Linked DNA regions of Mus musculus: region 1 is linked to region 2. Evidence: chromatin loops called from intact Hi-C (ENCODE). Cell type or tissue: gastrocnemius. All regions are shown on one strand. Links, peaks and the distances in the headings refer to the core of each region. The heading gives the core; the rest is flanking DNA.

Region 1 (17,021 bases), core at 4,133-12,132, 400 kb after region 2:
CAGGATTCACCTGCTTCAGTTTTAACTACTTTCAAGTATATAGTTTAGTATTACTTATTATATTCATGTTGTAGGGTTTTCATCTTGGTATGAAGACTCTTTACCCATTTAAAAAAAAGTCCCCATTCTGCTATCCCCTAGCAACTACTTTCTTTTTTTTTTTTTTTTAAGATTTTATTTATTATTTATTTTATATGTAAGTACACTGTCGCTGTCTTCAGACACACCAGGAGAGGGAGTCAGATGTCATTAAGGATGGTTGTAAGCCATCATGTGGTTGCTGGGATTTGAACTCAGAACCTTCGGAAGAGCAGTCAGTGCTCTTAACCGCTGAGCCATCTCTCCAGCCCCCGCAACTACTTTCTAATCTGTTTTTTTTTCCTTTCAATAAATTTGTTTAACTTTGCAAGTGGAATAGTAGAGTTACTGTCTTTTTGTGACTGTGTCCTTTGTTAGATTGTGCAAAAGTTCTATTTATAATATTTTTTGGGAACTATACTGTTAAGGTTCAAAAATCACTGAAGGAAGACTCCAGAATCAAGAAGTATGCCAAGGCAAAGAAGTTTGTTCTGCAGAAATTACCGGCATGCAGGGGTCAACCATTCATTAAAATGTAGTCACCAGAGGGGAGCAGGCTCCCCTTCCTGCAGGGCTAGGGGAATTTCCAGAAGGTTAGGTAACCTCTAATATGATTGATTGGGAGCCAGCAAAGCAATGACATTAGTGCATTTTTGATTGGCTGCTATGTTAGTTTCACTATATTTAGTGATACCTTGAAGAATTTTTAGAAACCAGCTCTGTTTTAGCCTTGTTATCCCCTTGAGCCAGTGTCTGAGGAGCTGACTCAGCTCTAGACTTACCCTCCCTAAGTCAGGTCTGTCACTGGTCAACAACAACTTCCTCTAAGGAGCCTAGATTGCTTCCTGGCGAACTGAAAATTTTTATTCCTAAGGTTTTTAGACCTCTCAATAGTGTATGGAGGAATTTTAATCCAGCAACATGGCTGCTCTGCCAAGGGATCACATCCAAAGACCTTCTAGGTCTGTGCTATCTGGCTGGAATGAGTCAGAGAGAGAATAAGTCAACTGTCATGAGGTCAGACAGAAAAGAGAGGCTGCTTCAGAGCAGCACGGGGAGAGAGTGTAGTTCATGGAGTTCAGGGACATTTTTTCCAAGCAGAGCAATCCAGTCAGAAGCTGAGAGAAGCCATTTTGAATCAGTTAGCTTAGAAAGGAGTTTGAGCCAGAACAGCGGATTTGAACCAGACAGCCAGGGTTCAGAGAGAGCTAGAAAGAGAGAGTTTATCCAGCAGTAAGTCTTGAAGGCTGAGACATTCTAGGCCTAGGTTAGCAGACGGGATCTGGAAGCTGAAGCCTTCTAGGTTCAGAGCTGCAGAAGATGAGAGAGTATGGAAACTAGAAGCCTTCAGGCCTAGGAACACTCTGGGCTCAGCTCAGGTCGAGTGTTTGCACAGCTTGGCTCTCATCACTTCACCTGAGGAAATAAAAGCAACATTTACAATAATGTTTCAGAGTTATTGTAATAATTTTAGGCTATCAATAATGTACCTCCTGTTAGATTTGTTTTGTTTTTGTTTTTTTGTTTTTTGTTTTTTGTTTTTTGTTTTTTTTTTTTGAGACAGGGTTTCTCTGTGTAGCCCTGGCTGTCCTGGAACTCACTTTGTAGACCAGGCTGGCCTTGAACTCAAAAATCCACCTGCCTCTGCCTCCCGAGTGCTGGGATTAAAGACGTGAGCCACCACACCCGACTTAGATTTGTATTTTTTAATTAGAAAAATATAATTTCTCTTTTTTTAAAAAATTAGGCAATATTCTTTTTGTTGTTGCTGTTGTTTTTGTTTTGTTTTGGGGTCAGGGTTTCTCTGCATAACAGCCCTGGCTGTTCTGGAACTCTCTTTGTAAACCAAGATGGCTTCAAACTCAGAGATTCAAGTCCTCTAGGAGCCAGGAGGAGGAGGGAGTGGGGACTTAATGGAAAAGAGTTTTTCATACCAAGATGAAAAAGTAAAGGAGACCTACTCTTCTACAGTATGAATATACATTTTTATTTTTCTTCAGAACTCTAGTTTAGGCTGACTGTAACTCACTGTAGCCCCTGGCCATAAACTCATGGCAGTCATTCTGCCTCCTCCAGGTATTGGATTATAGGCATGAGCCATGATGCTTTTTGGCTTAATCAGTCTTTTTTTTTTTTTTTTTAATCTCTTTATTAGCTTTTAAAAAATTATTTTACACACCAGCTAGAGAAATGTTTTTAAGATTTCTATATTAGGTTATGATTCATTACTGAGTCCAACAAGCCACAAATCTTAGTGACAACACAGGATTTCATACTACTTTCAGATATCACTGTTGTCTGAGGTGTGTGTTGAGGTAACTTTGCTCCATGCACTTACTTAGAGACATAAGCTCTTCTGTCTTTTTATGTTACCACCACAATCAGCAATGGCTTCTGATGTTGATTTGAAAATGGAAATGTGATAGGAAGACTTAAGGTACTGGATTGGAAGTGGTATTTATCGCTTTTATCCATATTGTATTGGTCCTAGCCAAGTCATGTTTTCTTTGTAGAAATTTATGCATTTCTAAAAAATGTAGGATAGCAGTAAGCTGATGAGGAGAGCATAGATATTAATGAATGATAGCAGTAGCTGTAATGGTGGGTATTCAGTTATGACTTCCTCCCTTAAAATCCTTTTGAGCATATGTATATGTATTCTTGTGTGTGTGTCACACATACTCGTACACACTTGTGCATGTGGAGGCCAGAGGCTGATGTTGGATAGTTTCCTTTATTGTTATCGTCCTTATTTATTTGAAGTGGGGTCTCTTACTGAACTAGAAACTCACTGAATCAGTAGACTGGCTGGTCAGTAAACCAGAGATCCTTCTGCCTTCATGTCCTCAGAACCGAGAGATTACAAATACACACTACTTTGTCCTTTTTTTAAATTTTTATTTATTTATTTTTAAAATATGGGTGCTGGGATCTGAACTCAGATCTGCATTTATGTTTTGTGCATCCTACTGAATGAACCATTTCCCCAGCACCCAGTCTTCGTCTTTTAATTCAAGCATTATATCTACAGGGGTATTATTGAAAGCTATAGTCTGACTCCTTTCTTGTTTGCTTGTTTGTTCACCTAAGAAGTTTGCTGCCTTACTAAGTTAAGGATGTGTGATTCTTTGTTGCTGTACTTTTCTTGCCAGGAAGTTATAGATGCTGAGCCATTAAGCATCTATAAGCTGGTGGCTGCTGAGGGGAGGTTTGGCCAGGCTAGTGGTGAGTAGGAACATTGGTACCTGAATTGCTCTTCTGAAGCCATAGCCCCATACAGTAGCTAGCTGCTGGTGGAGATAGCCCCAACATCTGTCAAGTATAGACGTGAGGTGGGATCTGAGAAATGTGTAGATGTGTAGTGGTGTGTACAGAGGCTTAGGGTTGTAAGCTCTGTCAGCAGTGATTGCTAACAGGCTGTCCTGTTCCTGAACTCCAGCTGAATGGTACCACAAGCATTCACACACGTAGCCAGGTAGAGCTCTGGTAACTGACCTGATGACTTGTTTGGTGAAGTGGACACTTTTTGCTCAGCAATATAGCCAACAAATTGTAAGGGCAGATTGCTTCAATATTGGCACAGTTCTTAACCAAAAATATGTAGACCCGTGAACATCTAAGTCAATTCTGATGTGAACTACATACAAATAGACTCAGAGTGAATACCATCCAGATACTTGGACTCAAATGACAGCAGTTTAACAATGGTGTGTGTGTGTGTGTGTGTGTGTGTGTGTGTGTGTAACAGAATTCCCACAATGGTTAGTTCTCTTGATTATATCACACAGATCCCATGTCACGTCTGCTTTTACCTTTTCTTGGTATTCGCATTGCCTTTTTAAGTACTTCAGTGTGTTTGTTTTCTTTTGAATATTTTGATCTATTATTGGCTCCTAAAAGAGTATAACAGAAAAATGGAGGGAGAATGAAGAGAGAGAGAGAGAATATGAATTCTTTAAATTTCCTTCAATCTGAGAAGGAAGTACATTTGGGAGAAATGGAATGTATGACTGCCAAGGTATTGAGCAGGTAGTCACTGCCCGCAGAATGAGCTGAAATCAACTCAGATTAGCAATACCTTGTATTTCATAACTTTGCACTGAAGTTGCCTTGTACTGGTCTCTATTTAGGATTCCCTGAATAGATCAGACCAGACCAGATTATGCTAGTGCTAATCTAGGTTTGGAGACATTCTTGTGACTTCCTCTTTTGCCACCTTCCTAGAATTTTCTCATGACTTTAGTTTCTCTCGTGTTGAAAGAGTTCTTGTCTTTGTAGAGTTTTAAGGACCACAAAAATAATAAGTTCATTGTAACTCAAGGCAAATTCATTTGAAACTTCATTCAGTTTAACTCTCAAGGCCACTTAGTAAATAGTAAAGGAAAAATTCACGTTTCCAGCTAACTTTTTCTAAAAATGACAATTAAATTCTTCCAAATAGAAGAAAGTGAGACTGGGAACAGGAGACCACTTAAAGGATGCTTCATTATCTTAGTAAGCTGCTTGGCTCCTTATGTATATGGCCAGAATGCTGTTACTGTACATTCACTTGAATCCTGTTAAAAGGATACAAGGGCAGCGAGTTGAGAGGGAGGTGACTGAATAGGGTTTATTAATCCAGATCATTGGCTTGGTCATACAGTTAACTGGGTTTAGGGTGGGTTGCAACAGGAAATTTCTAAGAAAGGCAAATGGAGGTGTCTGACAGAGGAGTAGTGCTGTGAAACGTGCTAGGATTTTAAAGTAATAATAGACCAGTTCCCTATACATGTAATTAATAAGTCATAGAATGTATAGGTGTGTGTGTGTGTGTGTGTGTGTGTGTGTGTGTGTGTGTATACACATCGATGCTGGTGCTTGCGAAAACCAGAGGTGTTGGATCCCTTGGAGCTGATGTTAATAGGCAAATGTTAGCCACATGATATGGGTGTTGGGAGCTAAACTCTGGTTCTTTGCAAGAATGATGTATGCTCTTAACTGTTGAGTTGTCTTGCCAATCCTGGAATTTATATTAAAAAGTGTTTTTAGTAATTCTTTCAGAATTTCATACATTGTATTTTGAACATTTTCATCCCTCTTGCACATCTCCTCCCATACCCACAAGCCATATCCACCCAACTTTGTGTCTTCACCTTTTTTTTTTTTTAAACCCATGAAGTCATGTTAGTACTACCTATCTACTACACTGAGTTATATGGCCTTCCACTGGCACTAGTTAGACCACCTAGGGGCCACATCCTTAAAACTAAAACCACCCTTTCCTGGTAGCTGTCATTTACCAATAGTTCCTCAATAGGTTTAGGACTTTGTGTCCCTCCCCTCCACATTGAGATTTTGTTTGGCTTGAGCTTGTGCAGATCTTGTGCGTGTTGTTACGACTGCCATGAATTCATATGCAGCTGCCATATTGTGTCTGGAAAACCAGTTTCCTTGTATATTGCCTCTGGCTTTTGCAGTCTTTCTGTCCCCTCTTCTTCCATAACCCTTGAGCCTTGGTGAGATAGTAAGTCTGAGGTTAGGGTATCAGCAGAGTTCTTGAGAGCCTCCTCTTCTGTATGTTAACTTTCCTCCTGTCTTGGGCTTCTGGATAACTGCTTTCTCTTTAAGTGAACCAAACTTCTCTTACAGGAACACCAGTCATACTGGATAAGGGCCTGTTGGTAAACTCATTTATCTCATTTACATTCTGAAGCTACCCAGATAGCCATATTCTAAGGTGCTGGGGCTTGGATTTCAACATAGGATTTGTGTGTGTGTGTTGAGGATTGTCTCCAGCTTTACATGTGAAATTTTAAGTAGAAGTAATTCAGTGTTCCTTGTTGGTAAATTTGTTCTTGTTTTGAGATGGGTCTCTTTTAACTCATCCTGGCTTTAAACTAAGGATGATCTTGGATCCTCTGTCTCTACCTCCCCAGTTCTGGAACTACAGGCATGTGCTACTACATCTGGTTTTATGTGGTGATGATGATTGAGCTCAGCAGAGCTTCATGCTCTAGGCAGGCGATATACCCAGAGCTACATCCTTGACCCCATCAGTTATTTTTATCTCATTCAGAACACTTTAAAATGGATGTAGTCAATTGTGATTCTATTTTGTTTCTTAGCCATCCAGTAACCTAAGGATTAGGGTAATAACTCTTTAACTAATAACTAATGTCTTATATTAATGCAATTCTTTGTTATACATTTTCACAGTTTGTATTATAATTGTATGATTGTAATTTACTTTAGCAAGATTGTTTACTATTTTACTGGTTGCTCCTTTAGTTATTATAAAACATAATCCTCTCTTCAGATTCCAGAATTGGTATGTTCTTTTATTTATTGTTTTTTATGTGCATTGGTGTTATTGCCTGCATGTCTGTCTGTCTGTGTGTGAGAGGATGTCAGGACTGGAGTTAGGGATAGTTGAGAGAAGCCATGCAGAAGCTGGGTCCTTTCTGTGGCAGAGCAGCCCCTGAGCCATCTCTCCAGCCCGAGAGGATGTAATCTTGGGTAAATTTATTTTAATTCAGAGAGGATAGAAAGTAAGATTTTGTGATGACTGACAAAATCATCATATAGGGAATGTGTTACTCTTGTGTTAGTCTAAGGCGTGTATAAATGAGTTGAAGAAACAGGAGTTTCACTAGAATTCCTTTTATTAGCAGAATACTTGATTTCTCTTCCTTTGTTTTCAGAACTTGGTTTGTTCTCCTAGTGTACATTTATTCAGTTAATATTTGTTGAATGAACAAGTGAATTTTATATGCACAATACCCTTTTACTTTTTCATCTTTCTTGTTTTCTCATCTTGGTTATGTATCCAAAGTAATCATTCAAACCTGAATAAAATATGATAAAATTGTTCCCTATCTTTAAAAGAACCTAATCGTGCTGAGCATGGTGATACAGGTCTAAAATTTCTGCATTTGGGATTGGAGGTAGGAATATCAGTAGTTCAAAGCCAAGATCATCCTCACCTATATAGTGAGTTTTAAGGCCAGCCTGGGCTACATGTGATTACAACTGACCAAACAATAAGAAAATAAAACCAAACCAAACTCAACAAAACAACTTGATTTAATCCTCTATTTCTGATGTGCTTCTAATTTTTGTTTTGTAAGTAGTAGAGTGTTTCATTAGTTAGAATATTTAGCAATATAAACTATATGATGTTGTGGCTTAAAATGTTGATTACAGTAATCTTGTAAATTTCCTTCTCTTTATGCCTGCTGTAGCATATCAAAGTTATTGTTGATTTTTCTCCTTTCATAGTTCACTGAGAGATTGTAACCCATCTAAACTTCCTGACTTAGTTACTTGGGTACTGTTACTTAGCTGATTCTTATCAGAAACAGGAAATTGTCAAGTGATGAGTTAAAGCACAGCAGACTGTATGTGTAACTAGCATGGTAGATTTCCCTGTAGATGTCCCCCCCCCCCTTCCTCCGCCACTAGTTGTTTTCAGACAGGAACATCTAACTTGCCAAAAAAGGGTCCCATTGCTCATGACCTATGCCAATGGCAAACATTCTCCTTCCTCAGCGTTTCCTGGTTAGATGGTTTGATAGCCTTTCTTTGAGACAGGGTCTCATTGAGTAGCCCTGGCTGTCCTGGGACTTTCTATATAGACCAGGTTGGTCTTGAATTCAGAGATCTGCCTGTGTCTCTTTTGAGTACTGGGGTTAAGGGCATTTGAGATCACAAGTGACTGTCTTGACAAACTTAATATTAGGTGTTCTTAATTAATTTATAGAAATAGGTGAAGTATAGATATTTTGGTCTGGTGTACTCATTGATTTAGATTTGTAGTTGACTAAGGGATCTATAAAGACAAGGCAATTTTATAATAGTAGGATGCTAGTTTCTCTTTTACTATGAATATTTAGTTGTCTCCAAATTTGATGGCTGTCACAAAAAGTATGAACAGTTGGAAGGTATATAAAATTTAGTGAGTATTGAATAACAATATAAGATTATGTATGTGGGAGACTGATTCTGTGTTTTAAGTCATCTTGGTAGCTGTTTGGTTCCATACTTAGTTGATTTACATACAGTAAAGCCCTTTTTGGTGTAACTAAGTATTAAAATACAAGCCAGTCAAAGAGACAGGCATAATTATATTGGAAAGAATAGGGGTCTAATTAAAAGAAAATCTCTCCTCAAAGTGCTTGTAGCAGTCCAGTGTTAAACGGGAAAAGAAACACAGGCAAGGACTGGGGGTTTTCATTGAGGCAATCCAGGCCCTCTATGCTTCAGACCATTCATTATCTGAGGTACAGACAGATAAAGCTATGTGGTTGCTTTTGCTTTAAAATGTTTATTTAACCTGTTGTTGAGTTCCAAGGTAAGTAAATTTGTGAGTGAGTGTGTTTGTGTGTGTGCTCCTCAGAAGCTGTCCTGAGGAGTTTATGACAGCACCTTTTACCAATCTGGAATGCACTAATTGCACTAGGCTGGCTGACCCTGGAGATCTGCCTTTGTCTCTGCCTTCCCAGAGCTGGGATTACAAGTACACCACCATTTCCATTTCTGCTTTTTCTTTTTACATGGGTTCTGTGGTTTGAACTCAGGTCCTCATGTCTGCAGGAGGCAAACTATGTTTAGAGCTCTCTCCCTCTCCACTACTATTCCATTTCTATGAGAATTGGCCCTATCATCTCCCCACCCCCTCATCCCAGATCCCTCTTAGAGCACTGTATTATCTAGTTAGCTGTTTATTGCTGTGTTTGTACATAGATTCAGTTAAGGACACTTGGAAGCATGTAATTAAAAAGGAGCATGCTGATGTCCTGGAAAGGAATTCCAGTAGCAGAACACAGGAAGGCACCAACATTGGGACACAGCTAATAGCGCCACCTGGTGGAAGTATAGGTGAATGTTTAAGAACTCCTTTCACGTGAATTTTCCTAGTTTTTGTTTTCTCTTGGGAGTGCTGAGAGTTCAGTTCAATTTTGACTTTACTTCCCTCTTGCCAGTCATCCTGTGCTTTGATCCCTCTTAGTGAGATAGGCATGTTCCTGTAGATAATCTTAACTCATGTTGTGTGGGGATGTGATATGGACAGTAGTATGTGTTTAAAAAAAAAAGCAAATTTTAGCTAAATTTGATAGATGAGGTTTAGAAAACTTAGGCTAAGTTTAAGCAAAAGGGTGTTGAACAGAGGGTGTAGCCAGGTGTGCATGCCTTTAATCCCAGCACTTGGGAGACAGAGACAGAAAGCACTCTGGAAATTCAAGGCAAACCTGGTCAGCGAAGCAAGAACTACATAATAGAGAAACCCTGCCTCAGAACAAAACAACAAATAATAGGCCATAGTTACAAGTTAATATTGAGAGTGCTGGAGAGATGGTTCAGAGGTTAAGAACACTGCCCTTCCAGTCTGAGTTCAATTCCTGGCAACCACATGGTGGCTCACAACCATCTGTAATGGGATCCGATGCCCTCTTGTGGTGTGTTTGAAGACAGCAACAGTGTACTCACATAAAATAAATAAATCCTTTTTTAAAAATAAGTTTAGTTCTGTCAGAACATTTAAGAGAATTTGTTTAGAGTCCTTTTTTATGTAAACCAATGAATTACCGTTGTGGGGGAAAGCATATCTTTTTTTTTTTTTTTGAAGGTAGTTCTTTCTTTCTTTTTTTTTTTTTTTATTACGTATTTTCTTCAATTACATTTCCAATGCTATCCCAAAAGTCCCCCACCCTCTCCCCACCCATTCCCATTTTTTGGCCCTGGCGTTCCCCTGTACTGGGGCATATAAAGTTTGCCTGACCAATGGGCCTCTCTTTCCAGTGATGGCCAACTAGGTCATCTTTTGATACATATGCAGCTAGAGTCAAGAGCTCTGGGGTACTGGTTAGTTCATAATGTTGTTCCACCGATAGGGTTGCAGATCTCTTTAGCTCCTTGGATACTTTCTCTAGCTCCTCCATTGGGGGCCGTGTGATCCATCCAATAGTTGACTGTGAGCATCCACTTCTGTGTTTGCTAGGCCCCGGCCTAGTCTCACAAGGGACAGCTATATCACCGTCCTTGCAACAAAGGCTTGCTAGTGTATGCAATGGTGTCATCGTTTGGAGGCTAATTATGGGATGGATCCCTGGATATGGCAGTCTCTAGATGGACCATCCTTTTGTCTCAGCTCCAAACTTTGTCTCTGTAACTCCTTCCATGGGTGATTGTTTCCAATTCTAAGAATGAGCAAAGTGTCCACACTTTGGTCTCTCGTTCTTCTTCAGTTTCATATGTTTTGCATATTGCACCTTATATCTCGCTATACTAAGTTTCTGGGTTAATATCCACTTATCAGTGAGTACATTTCATTTGAGTTCTTTTGTGATTGGGTTACCTCACTCAGGATGATGCCCTCCAGGTCCAACCATTTGGCTAGGAATTTCGTAAATTCATTCTTTTTAATAGCTGAGTAGTACTCCATTGTGTAAATGTACCACATTTTTTGTATCCATTCCTCTTTTGAGGGACATCTGGGTTCTTTCCAGCTTCTGGCTATTATAAATAAGGCTGCTATGAACATAGTGGAGCATGTGACCTTCTTACCGGTTGGGACATCTTCTGGATATATGCCCAGGAGAGGTATTGCAGGATCCTCCGGTAGTACTATGTCCAATTTTCTGAGGAACCGCCAGACTGATTTCCAGAGTGGTTGTACAAGCTTGCAATCCCACCAACAATGGAGTAGTGTTCCTCTTTCTCCACATCCTCGCCAGCATCTGCTGTCACCTGAATTTTTGATCTTAGCCATTCTGACTGGTGTGAGATGGAATCTCAGGGTTGTTTTGATTTGCATTTCTCTGATGATTAAGGATGTTGAACATTTTTTCAGGTGTTTCTCAGCCTTTCGGTATTCCTCAGGTGAGAATTCTTTGTTCAGTTCTGAGCCCCATTTTTTAATGGGGTTATTTGATTTTCTGGAGTCCACCCTCTTGAGTTCTTTATATATATTGGATATTAGTCCCCTATCTGATTTAAGATAGGTAAAGATCCTTTCCCAATCTGTTGGTGGTCTTTTTGTCGTATTGACGGTGTCTTTTGCCTTGCAGAAGCTTTGCAGTTTCATGAGGTCCCATTTCTCAAGCCATTGCTGTTCTATTCAGGAATTTTTTCCCTGTGCCTATATCTTCGAGACTTTTCTCCACTTTCTCCTCTATAAGTTTCAGTGTCTCTGGTTTTATGTGAAGTTCCTTGATCCACTTAGATTTGACCTTAGTACAAGGAGATAAGTATGGATCGATTCGCATTCTTCTACATGATAACAACCAGTTGTGCCAGCACCAATTGTTGAAAATGCTGTCTTTCTTCCAATGGATGGTTTTAGCTCCCTTGTCAAAGATCAAGTGACCATAGGTGTGTGGGTTCATTTCTGGGTCTTCAATTCTATTCCATTGGTCTACTTGTCTGCCACTATACCAGTACCATGCAGTTTTTATAACAATTGCTCTGTAGTAAAGCTTTAGGTCAGGCATGGTGATTCCACCAGAGGTACTTTTATCCTTGAGAAGAGTTTTTGCTATCCTAGGTTTTTTGTTATTCCAGATGAATTTGCAGATTGCTCTTTCTAATTCGTTGAAGAATTGAGTTGGAATTTTGATGGGGATTGCATTGAATCTGTAGATTGCTTTTGGCAAGATAGCCATTTTTACAATGTTGATCCTGCCAATCCATGAGCATGGGAGATCTTTCCATCTTCTGAGATCTTCTTTAATTTCTTTCTTCAGGGACTTGAAGTTTTTATCATACAGATCTTTCACTTCCTTAGTTAGAGTCACGCCAAGATATTTTATATTATTTGTGACTATTGAGAAGGGTGTTGTTTCCCTAATTTCTTTTTCAGTCTGTTTATTCTTTGTGTAGAGAAAGGCCATTGACTTGTTTGAGTTAATTTTATATCCAGCTACTTCATCGAAGCTGTTTATCAGGTTTAGGAGTTCTCTGGTGGAATTTTTAGGGTCACTTATATATACTATCATATCATCTGCAAAAAGTGATATTTTGACTTCATCTTTTCCAATTTGTATCCCCTTGATCTCCTTTTGTTGTCGAATTGCTCTGGCTAGGACTTCAAGTACTATGTTGAATAGGTAGGGAGAAAGTGGGCAGCCTTGTCTAGCCCCTGATTTTAGTGGGATTGCTTCAAGCTTCTCACCATTTACTTTGATGTTGGCTACTGGTTTGCTGTAGATTGCTTTTATCATGTTTAGGTATGGGCCTTGAATTCCTGATCTTTCCAAGACTTTTATCATGAATGGGTGTTGGATCTTGTCAAATGCTTTTTCCGCATCTAACGAGATGATCATGTGGTTTTTGTCTTTGAGTTTGTTTATATAATGGATTACATTGATGGATTTTCGTATATTAAACCATCCCTGCATCCCTGGAATAAAACCTACTTGGTCAGGATGGATGATTGCTTTAATGTGTTTTTGGATTCGGTTAGCGAGAATTTTATTGAGGATTTTTGCATCGATACTCATAAGGGAAATTGGTCTGAAGTTCTCTATCTTTGTTGGATCTTTCTGTGGTTTAGGTATCAGAGTAATTGTGGCTTCATAGAATGAGTTGGGTAGAGTTCCCTCTACTTCTATTTTGTAGAATAGTTTGTGCAGAACTGGGATTAGATCTTCTTTGAAGGTCTGGTAGAACTCTGCACTAAACCCATCTGGTCCTGGGCTTTTTTTGGCTGGGAGACTATTAATGACTGGGAAAGCATATCTTACATCTAAAATTTCAAAAAACAAATAGAAAGTAGGGAAGGAGCAGTCTTGAAAATTTCAAGTTAATTATTTCTTAGAATTTAATTTTCTGAGATTTTAATGGTACAGAATTGGTAGAATTGCAATTTAGGAATTAAGTTGTATTTCTTTTCTTTTCTTTTTTTTTTTAATAGAGACAACATCTTTCTTTAAAATTCCCTAGATATATATCATGAAATGGAAAGTCTTTGAACACATTACTGTAAGAATCTTTGTTTATAAGCTAAAAACATATATATACATATATATATACACACACATATATATACACACACATATATATACACACTCATACATGATTATAACTTTAAAGACATTTTATTTACTTTTAAGAATTTCATATGTAAATACTAATACAGTGGTTTTGTTTTGAAAAAATGTTTTTAATGTGTATGGGTATTTTACCTGCAAGTATGTCTTTGCACCATGGACTTGTTTGGTGCCTATGTAGGTCAGAAGGTGTAGGACCCTCTGTGTGGGTTCTGGGACTAGAACCCAGATCCTCTGCAAGAATAAGTGCTCATAACTGATGAGCTATCCCTCCAGCCCTTACTTTGAAATGAGGGTGAATAAAGCAAATTTAGTTATGTTCTACGCCAAGTTAAGAAACTCATGATTGGCTATTATATTGGAGCCTGTTTATAACTTAAATTGCCCTTACACAAACTATTACCCTACCCTAGTTTTAAAAATTATGAGCAAATATAACCCCTAAATATTATAAAATTTCATTGATTTATAGTTTCTCTAAATTATTGGTCTATGTTAGGTGAAAATGTATTTTAAGTAGTCTCTGTAGGGAGGTTTGCATCCTGATGCACATGACATGGCATATGTGTGGAAGTCAGAGGACAACTCTTTGGAATTGATTTCTCTTCTTCTCATTTAAGTAGTTATAGTTAGTAAGTTAGTTTGAGACAGGATCCTCCTGTGTAGTTCTGGCTAGTCTAGAACTTTTATTATGGTGACCTTCCTGCCTCTATCTCCCACATGCTTTGATTATAGGCCAAACTCATGATGGGGGATGCACTATAGGAAAGATGAATCTAGTTTCTTCAGAAAAGAACATGGAAGAGTAAAGAAAAAGAATGGCAAAGAGACATAAAATATACTAGCTAGAGAGAATTTTGAAGGTTCAAGGCCAACCTGGGCAGCTTTACTGAGACCCTGTCTCAAAAGCTTTTAAACACACATTGATGTGGTTCATTGGTAAAATGTACTTTGTATGTGGGAGGCCCTGGATTCTAGTACCACCATCAATCACCACCAACAAAAAAAAGTAAATGCATTTTAGTTTTGTTGATTTTTTACTTTACCTGGTTATTTATGTGTATACATTTGAAAATATTGCTTAGTAAGTGTTATAGGTTTCACCAGACTATTTTAAGCTTCTGACCCTCAGAAAAAAAAACCTGTAAGATAATAAATTTGTGTTTTCTAAAATTACTAAATGTTAACGAGTTACAGCAGCAATACACTAAGTGCTAAATGTGCTAATTTTTGTTTTATGTTTGAACTTTATTTTGAGATAATTCTAAATCCACATGTAATGTAAGAAACCTTAGAATTTACTGAAAGACCAAGTTATTCTAGTGGTAACACCTGGCAGAATTATAGTACAGTATCACAATCAGACTATTAATGTTGACACAGTCAACAGACAGTGTATTTCTTTTATGAAGAAAAAAAAATCTGTCATGTTGCTGATTTGTCGCTGCTGTGATTTCTAAGCCCCTCAAAAGTCTGTGTGTTAAAAGTCTTGCTTTCTTGCTGGGCAGTGGTGGCGCACGCCTTTAATCCCAGCACTTGGGAGGCAGAGACAGGCGGATTTCTGAGTTCAAGGCCAGCCTGGTCTACAGAGTGAGTTCCAGGACAGCCAGAGGCTACACAGAGAAACCCTGTCTTGGAAAACCAAAAAAAAAAAAAAAAAAAAAAAAAAAAGAAGGCTTGCTTCCCAGCCCTCGGTGCTGTTGGGAAGTGATGGGCCCTTGAAGTGCTGAGGCCTAGGGAGAGATCTTTGGGTCATTTTGAGGCTGGAGGGAGGATATGTTCTCTCAGAGGCTTAGCTCCCTTCCTTTCTCTTTTGCTTCTTAACCATAAAATAAGTGGCTCTGTTCCTTCATGGCACCAATACTAGCTAATTATGGGCTAACTCAAAATTGTGAGCCAAGATGTTTGAGCTCAACATAAGTTCTCTCAGTTTTTTGTTTGTTTGTTTGTTTTTAGTGGTCAGAGAAAGCTCTGACTAACAAAACCATCATACCCACAATTCTCTTGTCCCCATTTTCTCCTTTTTCTTTTAATTTTTAAAAAAAATTTATGTGCATTGGTGTTACTTGCATATATGTCTGTGTGAGGGTGTATGGTCCTCTGGAGCTGGAGTTAATAGACAGTGGCGAGTTGCCATGTAGGTGCTGGGAATTAAACCCAAGTCTTTTGGAAGGGAATCAGTGCTCTTAACTGCTGAGCCATCTCTCCAGCCCCCTTCCCATTCTCTCATAGCTTTGGTAATTTCTCTCTAGTCACTAGCTCTAGTTCTGTAACATATCATTCTAAGAATTTTATGTAAATGGAGTCAGAGTTAGCAGTCATCATTACTGGCTTTTTTCCACTCCCTGTAATTCCCTTAGAACTTTATCCAGGTTTTGTGGATCAGTCTTGCTCACTTTGGTATGGCTTTACTAGTTTTTTAAGGCAGTCGTTTGTTAAAGGATATTTGTATGGCTCTTTTTGAATATTGGATAAAGGCTTGGTACAAACTTTTGAACGCAAGTTTTATTTGTTTTATTGAAACACTCAGGATGGGAAGAGTGTGTGGTGGTTGCATGTTTAGTGTTAGTAGAAACTGACAGTCTTCTATCATATCTGTAGCATTTTATTTTTTATCAGCTTCATATTAATGAGCCAGTTTCAGCATACTTGTCTGAGCATTTAGTATTATTAGTTTTGTAAGTAACTGTTTTGATAGGTATATTATGTAGTGACATCTTAATGTGACTTTAATAGCTAATAAATATCTTCTTAGGTACTGATGCCACCTCTACAGATTCTTCAGTGGATGAATTGTTTACACACACACACACACACACACACACACACACACACACACACCTTCTTTTTTTGACAGTATCTTCCTGTTTAGCTCTGTCTGGCTAGTCTAGAATTTGCTATGTAGATTCTGGTCTATTTCATTATGACACCTGTTTCTCTTGAAGATTTCTTCTTTGACATGCGGATTATTCAGAATTGTATTGTTTATCTTCATTAAGGATACTTTCCTATTATCTGTATTAGTTTGGTGGTTTTTTTTTTTTTAGTGTTGGTGTTTTTGCTAAAATAAATACTTAAAGCTTAGGCAGTTTATAAAGAAAAGATGTTTATTTAACTCTTTGTTTTAGAAGCTGAAAGAATAAATTTATACAGCCCCATTGGTTTTTACTGTAGACTCCCATTGACCATAACACATGGCGAATGACATGGTTAGGAGTGTGTGTCAGAGGAACATAAGGTAAACTGTGAAGGCAAAAGGATCTATGTATGTACCAGGGCCACTTGCTTTAGAAGACTTCATGGAAGTTTCATTGAGAACACATTAGAACTCCATTAGTCTCTTCCAAGGGCTGCACATCTGACATAATTATCTTCTACTAGACCCCAACACTTCCAGTTCCATTACCTTTTAGTACTTTCATATTAGAGACTAAGCCTTTTTGAACCCTTAAAAGATAAATTACTTTGCCACATACTTTCTGCTACTGATTTCTAGTGTGAGTCTGTTGTCCAATTACTGTGTGATTCAGTTTATTAAAATTTGTTGGGTTTTGTTGTGGCTTAAGCTATGGTTTATCTTTCTATCTATTCCCTGGCACATGTTGAAGCATATGTATTTTGATATTTGGTGGGCAGAGGATTCTATAAATGTTGGTTTATTGTTCCCTCTTGGTTGAGCATGTTGTGTAGGTCTTTGCCTGCCTGTGTGAGATGCTCTAGCTGTGTTCCTTTCTCTTTTCAGGGTTGGTTTGTTTGTTTTTGTGCTGAAGATTGAACCCATTCTGCACATGGTTGTTAGGTGTCAGCTTTGGTAGAGAGAGGGGTTTCCAGTCTCTCTGCTATTTTTAATGCCGTTCTCTCTCCTACTCTCCTGACACAGTATCTAGGAATTTCACTTTACTTAACAAAAGGACAGTA
Region 2 (8,000 bases), core at 1-8,000:
CAAAAAGACCACCAACAGACTGGGAAAGGATCTTTACCTATCCTAAATCAGATAGGGGACTAATATCCAACATATATAAAGAACTCAAGAAGGTGGACCTCAGAAAATCAAATAACCCCCTTAAAAAATGGGGCTCAGAACTGAACAAAGAATTCTCACCTGAGGAATACCGAATGGCAGAGAAGCACCTGAAAAAATGTTCAACATCCTTAATCATCAGGGAAATGCAAATCAAAACAACCCTGAGATTCCACCTCACACCAGTGAGAATGGCTAAGATCAAAAATTCAGGTGACAGCAGATGCTGGCGAGGATGTGGAGAAAGAGGAACACTCCTCCATTGTTGGTGGGATTGCAGGCTTGTACAACCACTCTGGAAATCAGTCTGGCGGTTCCTCAGAAAATTGGACATAGTACTACCGGAGGATCCAGCAATACCTCTCCTGGGCATATATCCAGAAGAAGCCCCAACTGGTAATAAGGACACATGCTCCACTATGTTCATAGCAGCCTTATTTATAATAGCCAGAAACTGGAAAGAACCCAGATGCCCCTCAACAGAGGAATGGATACAGAAAATGTGGTACATCTACACAATGGAGTACTACTCAGCTATTAAAAAGAATGAATTTATGAAATTCCTAGCCAAATGGATGGACCTGGAGCGCATCATCCTGAGTGAGGTAACACAATCACAAAGGAACTCACACAATATGTACTCACTGATAAGTGGATACTAGCCCAAAACCTAGGATACCCACGATATAAGATACAATTTCCTAAACACATGAAACTCAAGAAAAATGAAGACTGAAGTGTGGACACTATGCCCCTCCTTAGAAGTGGGAACAAAACACCCATGGAAGGAGTTACAGAAACAAAGTATGGAGCTGAGATGAAAGGATGGACCATGTAGAGACTGCCATATCCAGGGATCCACCCCATAATCAGCTTCCAAATGCTGACACCATTGCATACACTAGCAAGATTTTACTGAAAGGACCCAGATGTAGCTGTCTCTTGTGAGACTATGCCGGGGCCTAGCAAACACAGAAGTGGATGCTCACAGTCAGCTAATGGATGGATCACAGGGCTCCCAATGGAGGAGCTAGAGAAAGTACCCAAGGAGCTAAAGGGATCTTCAACCCTATAGGTGGAAGAACATTATGAACTAACCAGTACCCCTGAGCTCTTGACTCTAGCTGCATATGTATCAAAAGATGGCCTAGTCGGCCATCACTGGAAAGAGAGGCCGCCCATTGGACACGCAGACTTTGTGTGCCCCGGTACAGGGGAACGCCAGGGCCAAAGGGGGGGAGTGGGTGGGTAGGGGAGTGGGGGTGGGTGGGTAAGGGGGACTTTTGGTATAGCATTGGAAATGTAAATGAGCTAAATACCTAATAAAAAAAAATGAAAAAAAAAATGCACAAATTATCTCAATTAAGATGGAGGCATGAATTTACCACATTGTACCTCAATCTTGTACTAGCCACTGGGCATGTTTATACTGCAGATAATTCATCTTTTATTATGGCAGACGAAAACAATGATAAGAACTGAGATTTAAAATCAACAAATTAATATGTACTATTAACTAAAATACTCAATCTAGTTGCCCCCGAAACGTTACAAGCAGTTAATATCTTTCTTGTCCTCTATGTTAGAAAACTGGAGCTTAAGATGAGGCAACTTACTTATTTTGTCACCAGCAGCTAGAATGAACCAATATTTAAAAATTTAGTATTTAACTCAAAAGATCATCCCTTATACCCAACAATACATACATACATATGGAGAGAGAGAGAGAGAGAGAGAGAGAGAGAGAGAGAGAGAGAGAGAGAGAGAGAGAGAGAGAAACAGAGAACTTTTTTTTTTTTGCTTTTTCGAGACAGGGTTTCTCTGTGTAGCCCTGGCTGTCCTTGAACTCAGAAATCCGCCTGCCTCTGCCTCCCAAGTGCTGGGATTAAAGGCGTGCGTCACCATGCCCGCCACGACTGTGAACTTTTAAGATATATGTGGCTACCAGCTAATCACCATATAACTAACACTTAACAACTGTTAATTATTAGAAAAAGATTCAAACTAAGAAGCCTATAGAAGGAAGGAAAACATATTGCTACATCCCCAAAAAGTATGATAATACATTTAAAAAAATTGGTCTGATAGATAAATACACTCCTTTGTCATTAATTTTGTTGGACAAGATCTCAAGTCCTTGTACTAAAAAGAGATTGTTATGTTTTGTCTAAATATTCTCTGGTATATGTGTGCATATGTATTTGTTTGTGTGCACATATGTATACATAGGCTAGAAGTCAACACTAGATGGTTTTCGCAGTCTTTCACTGAACCTGGCACTCACTGATTTGGTTAGGCTGCCTGACCAGCAAGCTCCAGGGATCTGTCTGTCTGTCTTTGTTTCTCCAGCACTAAGTACAGACACGTTCTTCCATACTCAGTCTTTTAGGTGGTTACAGGGGATCTGAACTTGTGTTTTTGATGGCACAAGAAACATACTACTTTAGTGGCTGAACTATCTCCCCAGTCCGTAAATATTCCTAAAATAGTCTTTGGTCATTGACAAGCTCATAAAAAAATTCCCTTTTACACTGTAACAATTACTTAGGATAGCTCTTTTCACTCTTCACTTATTCTTACTTAGTTCAGGAAATAATATTTCAGTAAGTTAGAGGGTTAAACAGCATCCCATCAGTTGATAGACTAATGAAGCAGAGGAACTCTTAAATTACCCTTCATGGGAGACACTCTACCAGAAAGCAAGAACTAGAGGTCCAGGATTAGGGTTGCAGACACAGTACACTCTGCCTCCCGACCCCTGCAACCCCAAAGTATATGATCTTAATAAAATGCCAAAACCATGAACCACGAGGTTTTACTTTTCTATATTGAAAATGTTTATTTCTGGTTATCAGATAATTTGAAGATATTGGAATTGTATAAAAACTTTAAGCTCAGAATTTGTTATGAACAGTTATATCCAGGTTACTTTCCTTTTCCTTCCCTGTTTAATTTTTTTATTTTGGGAAAGGGTTTCACTGCTATATAGCCTAGGTTGGCCTTGAACTTAGCTTTTCTGAAGGCTAAGTGCTGGAATTGAAGCAAAGTATCAATGGATATAAGACTTGGATCTTTCTTGCCTCTCTTTTCTAGACTAATCATATAATTATTTGTGACTGGACATGGAAAGAACATGAATATTAAACTCTGGTAGTCAAGGAATGACCAAAGGTAAACTTTCAACTAATAGGATAGATTATAAAGTCAGAATTTTCAAAAGCAAAAAGATTGAAATAAAGATTCTAAAAGTAAAATAAATTGTTTATAGTGAAACTTTGTTCCTTTAGGGATAGTTTTTTATCTCTTAATCCTTGCCCCATTTCTCTTGCGTCAGAGTAACTGAAGGTGGAGAGATGCTAGTTATTCTTGTTACTATAGGAATTCTGTGCAAGAATTCAAGTAAGCTATTTCTTCTTCATAGCTACAAAGAAGGAACAGGGGGAACAACAACAACAAGAAAATAAAGAGCCTGCCTTCTTAAAAAAAAAAAAAACAAAACATTTAACTTATTCCGAGGGATGTAATTTGTGGAAAGAAGTACAAGGTTGAAAAGACATGGCCACTCTAGCAGACTTTGCCCTACCCCTCTTTTCTTTGGTCTGTTTAAATATTAAGGTGGAAGATGAAGAGGAGATACTATAGTCATAAATGTAAAGAAAAAACACATTTTAAATCAAGTACCTCGTTAATAATTCAATTTATAGTAATATAAGTAATGTTGGCTTTGACTTAAAGAATTGGGATTAGGGCCAGAGTCCAGTAGTAAAGATTGGACTACAAAGTTATCTAGAGAAACAGGCAGGGTGAGGTAGGATAGCATATTTGTAAGACTATAGAAAACAGAACATGACGGTGTCATATCATAGTACGTTTGGAAGGCAGAAACAGCCAGATCTTTGTGTGTTTAAGGCCAGCCTGGCATGCATAATGAATTCTAGGGTGTCTGCAGCCACACAGAACCTACTTCAAAATAAATAAATAAAAATAGTTTAAAAAGGCATCCATAAGCCGGGCGGTGGTGGCGCACGCCTTTAATCCCAGCACTCCGGAGGCAGAGGCAGAGGCAGGCAGATTTCTGAGTTCAAGGTCAGCCTGGTCTACAGAGTGAGTTCCAGGACAGCCAGAGCTACACAGAGAAACCCTGTCTTGAAAAACCAAAAACCAAAACCAAAACCAAAAAAGTATCCATAAATAAATAAATAATTAAATAGATAGATAAAGGAAGGATGAAAGAGAAAGAAAGAAAAAAAAAACCCCACAGACCACTCAAGTGGAAAAAAAATGGAAATTCTTTATCCTCAGGATGAAAAAGGCAACTCTTTAAGTTCCAACTCTTATTTAGAAGCTTTCTAGCGCTTTTGTACAGGTTCAAAGAGCTAACATAAGAATGATGTTTCTTGTTCAGCAAAGACAGTGAAAGCTGATTGTAGAAACCATCACTAGGGGGCACTGGAGCAAAGAATACCGAACAAGACTTGTGAGCTTGTCAAACAGCTTCAACTCTCAGGCTGACACCCAAGCACACCTATATTTTACAAAAAGGTCTAAAACTGTTTTGCCACAATCTGTTCAAATACTTGACTACAAAAGGTCTATCATCAAATTAAATTATAACTTGATTTAAACTTCAAATATAATTATCATTTAGAATCTCCTGAATAACAGTGTTCTTGACAGGTCAGAAGAAAATCAAATTCAAGAAAAATTTCTCTGTAAAGAAGCAAACTTACATTATATTCTGTAAGCATATTATAATTGTTGACTCAACAATCCTCTTCTAGGTTCATAACAATACATGGAACAATGAACAACACAGAACAAGGTCTTATATGAGAATGGCCATTGTAGTATTAATTCCATAGCACCAAAAAAAAAAAAAAGTTCAAAACTATTCAATTTCAAAAGCATTCGAAATATTCAAGGAGGTAATAAATTCTATGTAACTACAAAATAGACTACTATGCAATTATTAAAAATATCCTTGGGGAGATGGAGAAATGGCTAGGTGTTAAAAGCATGCACTGCTCTTACAGAGGACCTGGGTTTGGTTCGCAGCACTCACATGGTGGGTCATTATCATATATAAATCCAGTTCCAGGTACCTGGTGCCCCTTCAGAAACATAGTGCACATACATACACGTAGGCAAAACATTCAAACACAGAAAATGAAAATAAGCCTTAAAATATTCTTGGGAGATTGTAGATGGTGGATAACAGTCTTCAGAAAATAAGCTAATGAAGGCAGCCATGAGAAAAGCAATGGGTACTTTAAACATCTGGTAGAAGAGCCACACCTAGAACAGCAGTAGTCAAAGTGGGACCAGGGAAAAACCCTCCTTTTCTTAGCACCCCACAGGTATTCAGCACTGACAACCAACTGAGCAGATGCAATAAAATTTAAACATTTTAACAAAATTAAACAAAACTTCTGCTGTCATAGAGTACATCAGACCAAGTACAAGGGGTTTGTACGCTAGAACCCGACAGAAAAAACAAACCACTGGGTTACACTGGAAAAGGAATGATGCAACAGATCTAAGTTCAAGAAGCTGAACACTCAATGGGAACTAGAGTGGCATCAGAATTGTCAGAGATTCCAGGCAAGAACTGCATTGGGGTGTAGAAGGAGCCTTGCAGGTCTGACCAGATCAGAGACTCCCCCTTTAGAAACAACTGCAAGGGTAATAGGAACAACCAAAGGCAAGGCATTGGAGAGAGCGGGGACCACCCATGGAAGAGGACAGCCGAGCAGTAGGAGGAAACTCGATAGTCTAAACAAGAGCCAACAACTAGGCAGTTTTTAATATCCCAAATCTCCACCCAGCTTTCTGCTCTATATTTATCCCATCTGTATTTAATAGGCACAGTCATTTTAGCAGGCCATCTTGGTCCTGGTCTCTTCTTGCCCTACATTTCATTTCCCCCTAAATCCTTCCTTACAGTTGTTACTTTTTTCTTCCCTTCTTTTTGCTTTCTCCTTGCCCAAAGAAAATAGTCTCATATGGTTTACAAGAACCACTAGCCTGAGACACTGGAAACAAGTCTGATTCACATAATCTGTCAGCTCATTTTTATTTCTTCATTTACTTTTAGGCAAAGCTCCTTCATCGCCCTGACTTCTTTTGCCCATACAAGTTCCACTTCCTATTCACGTTTTCTTCCCCTGCTTTCATCACCCCATACTAATCATTAATCATAGTTGTTTTCTTATTTTGTTCTCCTCCACTTATACCCTATAATAACTAATATGCCACTACATATAGTCTTTATCAATATTTCATTATTACTGAAATAACTAACATGTAAAGGATAACTGTTGGACTTAATTATTCTATCTCCAAAATGATTCTACACCTGGATAGTGACTGTTATTACAAGGAATGTCTGGGAGAATAATATGGCGGCCTGATTACCTATCTTGCAGAGAAAGAAAAAAACCAACCCTCAACCTTACTAAAACCTAATGCCAACCCAACATATCATATACTGCAGCCAACATGGTGTTTAACAGAAAAACTTGCAACAGCTGGTCCCAAGCTATTAGTGCTATCTGGGAAGGATTAGGTTGTGTGGTACTACTAAAGAGGAAAGTATGGGGAGTGAGTGGCCTTTGAGAGTAAAAAGCTCTCTGTTTTGTGTTTATAGTTCAAAAAGTGAGCACTCCACCGGTTTTCCTGCTGCATGCCTGCAACCTCATAGCTGTTTCTGCCATTATGAGATCTAGCCTGAGTCAAAATAAACATTGTTTATCAACATATGTTGATTTGATCGTGGTGTTTTACCACCACAACAGAAGTAATATAGTAGTCAACAGAATGAGAGAAAATTTCTATTATCTATACCTCAGACAAAGGATTCATGTCTAGGAAATATAAAGAATTCAAACATAAACATTATCCCACCCCCCAAAACAATAAAACAGTACAGCCAAGAAAATGGGGTGTGTAGTGGAACAGAAAAGAAAATATTCAAAAGAGTAATAAGGATTTTTTTTTTAAAAAAGTGCTCAATATCTTTAGCTGTTATAGGAATGCAAAATAAAACTACTTTGAGGTTTCATCTCATATCTGTCAGAATGGGCAACAAGAAAAGAAACAACAACAAATGTAGTCAAGGGTGTGGTTGTAGGAGTGGTGACAAGTATATCCCATGTGAAATGAGCATGCAGGTTTCTTAAAAAGCTAACAGTAGAATTATCATATGATCCAGATGTATCACTCTTGGTTATATACCCAAAGGGCTCTATTTCCTACTACAGAGATATTTGAATACCAATGTTCATTGCTCTATTCTCAATATCTAGGAAATGGAATGAGTTACAGATCTATCACTTGGTGAGTAATATGAAAATGTGATATATATATATATTCTAATGGAATTTTTATTCAGCTATAAAGAAAAACGGAAATTACAAAATTTGTAGGAAAATGGATGGAACTGGAAAATGTTAATATTCATTAAATAATTCAGGCCCCCAAAGAAAACACGGCTCTTTCTCATATGTGAATTCGTAGAGTTGTATGTTTAACATGGAGTTCAGTAGAGGCTGGGGAGCTAGAAAGGAGCCATGGTTCTGATGGGAAGGCTTTAGGAGGTGGGACAGTGCAACAAATGAAATGCAAAGTAGGGTAGGAGGAAAGTAGAGGATGGAGAGAGCACTGGGGATAAAATGGCTTAACTGGGGATGTTACAGATGCAGGAACTGAAAAAAAAGATGTATAAAAAAAAACCTTAATCTTTTGCAAACTAAAACTAAACTAATTAAAAACTCCAATTTAAAATGGGTCAATAAATGCTTCCAGAAGCCATGAGGTCCAGAGCCAGATTTAAAATACTGCTTTTGAATTGATGAGGGAGGTCCCCAAAACAATATGGTCTTCTGTCACTAGTTTTAGTTGCCTACCAGCATGGTATGAGAAGA

Evidence for each region. Peaks named below come from ENCODE experiments on the same cell type or tissue, not always from the same donor. Only the 100,000 strongest peaks of a DNase experiment are listed, where the experiment ranks them.
Region 1: it touches region 2 in a loop (4-fold over the local background); 14 of 42 quality-filtered maps call a loop at or near these places.

What each region holds. Positions count from the first base shown.
Region 1 is chr9:100,512,663-100,529,683 of GRCm38, reverse strand. All of the region lies in intron 1 of Nck1 (non-catalytic region of tyrosine kinase adaptor protein 1), which reads left to right. Among named protein-coding and RNA genes, the nearest start is that of Gm46139, 19 kb to the left of the region's middle. In gastrocnemius, for the core only: CTCF peaks have their summits at 8,920 (motif pointing left) and 9,506 (motif pointing left); DNase peaks (open chromatin) are centred at 8,907 and 9,474; H3K27ac peaks cover 1,187 bases.
Region 2 is chr9:100,913,834-100,921,833 of GRCm38, reverse strand. The region is part of intron 22 of Stag1 (stromal antigen 1); the gene reads right to left. Among named protein-coding and RNA genes, the nearest start is that of Pccb, 120 kb to the left of the region's middle. In gastrocnemius, for the core only: a CTCF peak has its summit at 4,528 (motif pointing right); a DNase peak (open chromatin) is centred at 4,524; H3K27ac peaks cover 1,106 bases.